Regions from separate parts of the Homo sapiens genome. Here region 1 is linked to region 2. The links are chromatin contacts, found by Hi-C or POLR2A ChIA-PET in ENCODE. All regions are on one chromosome and are shown on one strand. The core of a region is the stretch at or near the end of the contact, and the rest is flanking DNA. Distances in the headings are between cores, read along the strand shown. Region 1 has its middle 190 kb from the start of LINC00604. Region 2 has its middle 93 kb from the start of LINC00604.

Evidence for each region. Hi-C counts contacts between places; a loop is a spot of excess contacts on that map. ChIA-PET counts read pairs that join two places held with the same protein, here RNA polymerase II (POLR2A). Pooled maps may share reads with other maps.
Region 1: a pooled map shows a loop between it and region 2 (2.3-fold over the local background). The contact joins two enhancer-like sites. A Hi-C loop is called at or near these places in 2 of 168 maps with a recorded cell type or tissue (endothelial cell of umbilical vein and natural killer cell), 1 of 37 single-sample maps with no recorded cell type and 10 of 50 pooled maps. POLR2A ChIA-PET finds 5 or more read pairs at or near these places in 6 of 52 experiments (OCI-LY7, activated CD4-positive, alpha-beta T cell, activated CD4-positive, alpha-beta memory T cell and 2 more).

The regions. Positions count from the first base shown.
Region 1 is chr5:40,427,776-40,431,262 of GRCh38, forward strand. No RefSeq gene overlaps it. Among named protein-coding and RNA genes, the nearest start is that of LINC00604, 190 kb to the left of the region's middle. Within about 2 kb of position 1,861, at least 9 of the 41 ENCODE cell types and tissues checked have a DNase peak (open chromatin) inside an H3K27ac peak, as active enhancers do; they include endothelial cell of umbilical vein, where a contact is called at or near this core.
Region 2 is chr5:40,331,915-40,335,438 of GRCh38, forward strand. No RefSeq gene overlaps it. Among named protein-coding and RNA genes, the nearest start is that of LINC00604, 93 kb to the left of the region's middle. Within about 2 kb of position 1,702, at least 3 of the 41 ENCODE cell types and tissues checked have a DNase peak (open chromatin) inside an H3K27ac peak, as active enhancers do; they include endothelial cell of umbilical vein, where a contact is called at or near this core.

The sequences.
Region 1 (3,487 bases), core at 611-3,110, 96 kb after region 2:
AATTCAGCTCATTTTTGCATGCCTCACACCCCTAACCCTCATCTGTTGCTATAAATCCTTATTGGCAGCCTCAAACCATAAATCTGCCCTAGGCTTGGGCCTTTTCTCCTTTAACGATGCCAGCCCCATCAAGCCTATTGTCTAGTGCTAACATAATATCACCCTAATATTGAGTGTTACTCCCAAAATACTATATTCCAGACTCATAATTCTGCCCATTCAGGCTTCCAAATTATGTAAAATTAACTTATCATTGATTTATCATGTGTGAAATTTAAAAATCTTCTATGGTTGGAATTTCCTTAGCAAAAATGGTAATAGTAGCTAGCTAACTTTCACTGAGTACTTAAGTGGTGTCAGAAGCAGTTCCTATGTATAATAATATCTCATTTTATCCTCACAAAACTCCATAAGGGTGACACTCATATTATGCCATACTTTGCAATTATTCAAGGGCCTAGAGTAGCTAAGTGGCTGTTAGGACTGGCAAAGCTGAATTTCAAACGCAGTCAGCTGTCCTCTGGGGACCCACCTCTGACTCACCATGTTAGACTGCCTTGCATAACTGATAGACAGCTGAATAACCAACAAATTTCTGACACCAATGCAAGGCCTGACCACAGAAAGCAGTACATAGTAAGCAAATCAACTAAAAATGATTATTTTCCTGGCATTTTCTTTAAATTATACATTTTCCCCCTTTGAGTTATAAACTAATGAATTAATATACAACTTCAAAGAATGCCCCAATTATTTCTTTTCCAGGTCCCAATCAAAAAGTGTTACAAACTTCTAGAGCTTTATGAAAGGTATCATGAGGCCTCTCAATAATTGTTTTGAGAATACAATGATTTTCTACTAGCACTGATACATAGCCAGCAAAGTACAAAAGAGTTGATGCACTAGAGTGAGCTTTTAAAGCCATAAATCAGAGAGCCTCAGTTCCATGTTGGAAATTCACAAGGCTTCCCAGTCAGCAGAGATTGAAGCCCCCCACCACTATCCAGCCCCAGACACTGTCTTATTTCATTTCCTCCACACTCTCCTCCCGCCCCAGGTCTTCCTTAGGTTACCTCTCGAACTTAATGCAAGTTTCTACTTAATCACTTTTTCTCATATCTCTCTCTCTACCTGAAATTGTATTTTATGTTCACCTGTTTCCCTGTTTTTCTCTCCCTCCAGCATACTTCATGAGGTCTAACCCTTGATTCTTTTACTACAGTAACCCTAGGCCCTAATAAATATCTGTTGACACAAAATAAATACATATGGAATGTTTGACTCATTCAGGACCCAGAAATGTATAGAATACACCTTAGCTGATGATCTGGAGAAAAAATTCACTTTACCCTTGTATCCCCTTGCCCATCTCAATACGTTAGTGGTCAATTATATTCTAATTCCACACCAAGGGGCTAGAAGGTAAAAATCAAACCGTTCCCTTCCACTCTTGGTTATTTGGCTCCTTTCTTTTTCTGTAGTTGTCAGCACTTGGAAAATGACTTTCTTCCTTTAGGCCCAGCCAGGTTATAATAACCTCAAATCTTGACATTTTTTTCACAGCAAAAGCCCTATGGAGTTGAAATGCTGAAAGAGCATTTCACACACACATGCACACACACATACACATGGTTACACATGCAGTGAAAACCTGCTAGAAAACACCTACCCAGGGCACCAGGGTTAAGTAGAAGGAGACATCAGAAAATATATCACAATCCCATATGCTATCTTACAACTGAAAAATAAGAACTGTGATTCCACAACAGATAAAATGAAAATGTCACTGCCATTAGAGAAATAATTTTTACCAAGCTGCACCTATCTGTCTTCAAATCTAGTGCAAACCCAGAAAAAGCCACAGATGCAATCAATAGAACCACTCATGACAAAACTGGCAAGTAAAGGGAATGTGGTAGTTCCAAGAACTTACATACCCAAGCCTTGCCTGAACATGTTCTAACAGTCAATGATAACTGCATATTCCAAACCCTGATTTTATCTTCAAGGAAACTTGTATTACCCATATAAATTGAGCTGGAAACTGTAAAATATAGATAATTGTAAAGATAAAGTTCTTAAAGTGTCTTAATTTCCACTTTCCCAGGCAACATGCGCTTTGTCTAGAAAACTTAGTGCCTCTCTCTCTCTTGCAGGTCATCTGGCACAGACTATTAAATGACTAGCACTTCCCGTTCTCAGGGTGATGTATCTGCTTCCTGATGGTGTTGGCTCTGACTATCTTCCTACTTCCACCCAGTGGCTCCAGCTGTGGCTGCCAAGAAAACCCCAGCTGATGGAGGATGAGAGGTGAAATCAGGACACACAAAGACCTGTTACCATCATCTTTCACCTGGATTCTCCTAAAGCAACAGCTGCTCATCTCATCACTCTGAGTTACTAATCCTTCTTTCTGAGACAAAAGCCCAAAAGGCAAATGGGAAATGACTTGTCAGATGACATCACCAATAATTGAACATAAAGCAGACTCAAATTAGGACAAAATCTTTTGTATTTACTCAGTTTATATCAGTAATATGATTATCTCAAAGTTCTAACAAAGCAGTCTGCCACAAGGGGTAACAAAAAACATAGTCACTGATTTGTCCCAGAGCATCTCCAGCTGGGACAACTTATTCTACCATCTCTGCTCTGCCCAGACGACCACACACATTGCCTTGCCTAGGGAAAGGGGCAGGGAAATGATGCAGGCTTTACTGTTCCATTGACCCTTGCAGCTAATCCAAAGGGACATAAAAATCTCTCATTTCAGACTTTTATGACATAGCGTAGCCCTCCCTGGAGATAAGTAGGAACACTGGTCTCCCGTCCCCACTTGCCCTTTGGGAAAGATCATCACATCAGCCAGGCAGAGAACAGCCCCAGCTGACCCAATGTACTTTCTCTTTAGCCTCTCAACCCTTCTTCCTTTGGTTGTTCATGACAACCTGAGTTTTCAGGGAATTTCAAATTGATGATGACAAGCTGTTTGTCCTGTCTCAATCTGCTGAAGATGTTTAAAATAAGGAGCTATAGTGAACAGAGAGTTGAAAAAAAAATTCTTTGGGGTGGATGACACATTGACCCAAACCATTCTGATCACACACAACTCTAAGCTCCTATTTGGTGGATGACATTAAATGCTGAAAAGGTTTGGAGTGCACATATATTAGCTACTTTTCACAGCCTGTGTACAAAAAGTCCCATGCCCTACTCTGCCATACATGTTGACTGACTAGCTTCATTAGCAAGGAAGAACAAAATAGTCAATGCAATCTTTTTCTGTGAGTTCAGTGAAGTCCTAGATCTCCTTTTGGTGTCAAACCATCACCTTCCATGAAAGGTTTTTGTGAGGTGGACACAATTTTCAGAAGGTAGGGTCCAGGTTCTCTGACATTAGTGTTAACCTACTTGAAATCTTCCTACTTAATGGCTAGACACAGTATTACTTAGGAATTAAGCTTCAAGCAACATTCTTAAAGAACAG
Region 2 (3,524 bases), core at 452-2,951:
TATCTTGAGTGTTCACTCAGCACTTCTGGGGGTCACTGGAAGCTCCACTTCGGATCCTACTCCTGACACCATCTGAGAAAAGAAAAACTTCAGCCAAATTAATTTAAAGGAGTTTAATTAAGCAATGAAAGATTTGCAAATCGGGCAGCCCCCAGAATCACAGCAGATTCACAGAGACTCCAGGGGTGCCTCGTGGTCCTTGTGGTCAGAACAAATTTATAGACAAAAAAGTTAAAGTGACAAACAGGAATCGGAAATTAGGTACAGAAACAGTGAGATTGGTTACAGCTTGGTGTTTGCCTTATTTGAATGCAGTTTGAACATTCAGCAGTCTATGAGTGGTATAGCCACTGGGATTGGCCAACACTCAGCCATTGTTACAGGTGCCTACTATTAAGTTAGGTTTTCAATTGTGTCTGACTATTAAGATAGGTTACAGTTCATCCACAAGGACTCAAATATAGAAGTATGGAGTCTTTCTCAGGCCATATTTATCTTGCTTTAACTCTATCTTCTATTTTATAACCATTGGTTCCTCAATAACATCTAGAATGCCACAAATCACCACAAAAGTAAAAACTGGGTGATGGATTAAATGAGAGGGAGGGAGGGAGGGAGGGATGGATGGATGGATGGATGGATGGGAAGAGAGAGAGAAACATATGTCCTTGACTCTTTATTTTGGTGATTTACACCAAGAAAAGAAAGCTAACAAACTGTTTAATCAGAACTATATCAACTTTTAGGTTTAAAAAATTATTTTGTGAAAAATCCATTAGAATGTTTCAGAGATATGATGATTGGTATGCAGATAAATTTCATTTTTAAATATTTGGTTAGAAAAAGTTAGAATTTTTCAAAATATAAAATTATGAATTACATAAACACTCAATCATATTTTGTCCCTTTTGATAGATTATGTGAGTAAAAGAAACGCAAAAAGACAAAAGAATATAGATGGATTCAATGACATATAAAATCTTTATAATCTAAGCCAAATAAAATTATATAGCACTGGCAACTTTGTCATGACTAAATTTATGAGTGTAACACTAAATAATGAACTGTTTTGTGTGTGACTTATAAAGTAGACTCATTGTTGAATGGGAGAAATATATTATCCAATGCATTTTGAGCAAGATGAAATGTAAGGTACCATTTTTATAGAAATATTTTAGAGGAAGCTGTTCAACATTGGAGGATAATAGCCGTTACTTATAAAATACAGCATTTCCCCTCTGATTCATAGGAAAGTAACAAGATCTTTATCAGAATGTTCTCATTTCCACATAATTCAAATACCATGTATATCAAAAAATAACAAGTAAAGACAAAATTTATTAAATTTTAGAATATGAATGGCATTGATCATAGTGAATACATTTGACAAAATCAAATAACCAATGGAGCATATTCATTTTGGTGAGTATTCTTAGTAAAGTCTTTAGGTCTCAGTTTCTTTTGAAAAATAAACTGGTTGTGAATATTACATGAGATAAAATAAACGGAAAGGCACATTGTAAAAGAGTGATAAAGCAATACATAAATATAAATTCTAAATGTTATAACATTGTGCATAGTCATTGTGCATGTTAAATGTTCAAAAAATAACTGAGTTAATGATTGAGGCATTGCAGGAAGTCTGGGGTGAGGCACTTGGCAGGAACTGCCACACAGGACTATTTTCTTCACTATGACAATGCTCTAGCTGAGAGTGAATGTTTTTAATATAAATGGTTTTACTCAGCTTAACAACCTACTGGATTCACTATTACAGTCATGAGTCATTTAAGCACAGGGACATATTCTGAGAAATGTGTTGTTAGGCTATTTTGTCATGTGAACATCGCAGAGTGTACCTACATAAACCTAGATTGTGTAGCCTACTATGCTCCTAGGGTATTGCTCATAGGCTGCAAATCTGTACAGCATGCGATTGAACTGAATTTTGTAGGTAGTTGTAACAAAATGGTATTTGTGTGTATCTACACATAGCTCAATACAGAAAAAGTACAGTAAATATAGGTTATAAAATATTAAAAATGATATACCTGAATAGAGCACTTACCATGAATGGAGGTTACAGAACTAGTATTGGCTTGGGTGAATTTGTGAGTGAGTAATGAATGAAGGCTTAGGACAATACTGTACACTACAGTAGTGTCAGTAATGTTTAAACTGTGCACACTTAGGCTATGCTAAATTTATTCTTTTTAGTTTTCTTCAGTAGTAAATTAACCTTAGCTTACTGTAATTTTTTCTTCATAGACTTCGTAATTTTTTAACTTTTTAACTCTCTCATAACTACACTTAGCTTAAAACACGAACACTTTTTTCCTTTATATACTTATTCTATAAGGTTTTTCTATTATTAGGCATTTTTTTTTACTTTTTAAACTTTTTTGCTAAAAACTAAGACACAAACACACACATTAGTCTGGGCTTACAGGGGATCAGGATCATTAATATCACTGTCTTCCACTTCCAAATCTTGTCCAACTGGAAGGTCTTCACAGGTAGTAACATGCATGGAGCTGTCATCTCCTATGATAACAATGCCTTCTTCTGGAATACCTCCCGAAGGAGCTGCCTGAGGCTGTTTTACAGTTAGCTTTTTTGATTTTAATAAGTAGAAGAAATGCACTCTAAAATTACAATAAAAAGTATAATATAATAAAACATAAACCAGTAACATAGTTGTTTATTATCATTACCAAGTATTATGTACTATGCATAACTGTATGTGCTACACTTATATATTCCTGGCAGCACAGTAGGTTTGTTTACACCAGCATCACTATAAACATGTGAGTAGTGCCTTGCCCTACTACATTTGGATGGCTACAGTGTCACTAGGTGATAGCAATTATTCAGCTCTGTTATAATCTTATTCAACCACTTTAGTGTAAGCAGTTCATTGTTGACCAAAATGCTGTAATGCAATACATGACTGTATTTAATACTGTTTCCACTATTCAAGCACAACAGATCATTCATCATCACAATATTATTATAATCAATACTATTCAAAGGAGAAAACACAAGCTCTGGAAACAATTTCAAGATAGGAGTTTAACTCACTAATGCAAAAAAGACACATCATCAAAAAAGCAGTATTCAAAATGTGAGGTTGATGACACTTATGATATCATTATTCATAGGATGAAGAATTCTGGCATTTCCATTCATCTTTCTACCACCTATATGTCTAAGGCAGACATTGCAGAGCAACTACCTCAACAACCTTACAGCCCTTTTCCTTATGCCTTTCTATAATGCAGAAACAGGAAACTAAAACAAAATGACATTTCTCAGACTGCTTGCAGCTGAATTTTAAAATATGATTTAGATCCAGATGGGATTAAGACTTGGGCAACAGAATGAGAAAGAGGGCACCTTTCTGCTGCTTCAGATAATTCTGCTGGCAAACCCAATGGTGGTGGTAGTTGGATTTCCAAAGCAGCAGTACTAGAACTTGTAGACACAAACAGGGCAGGATTTGAATAGGTTTGGACATGTAATTT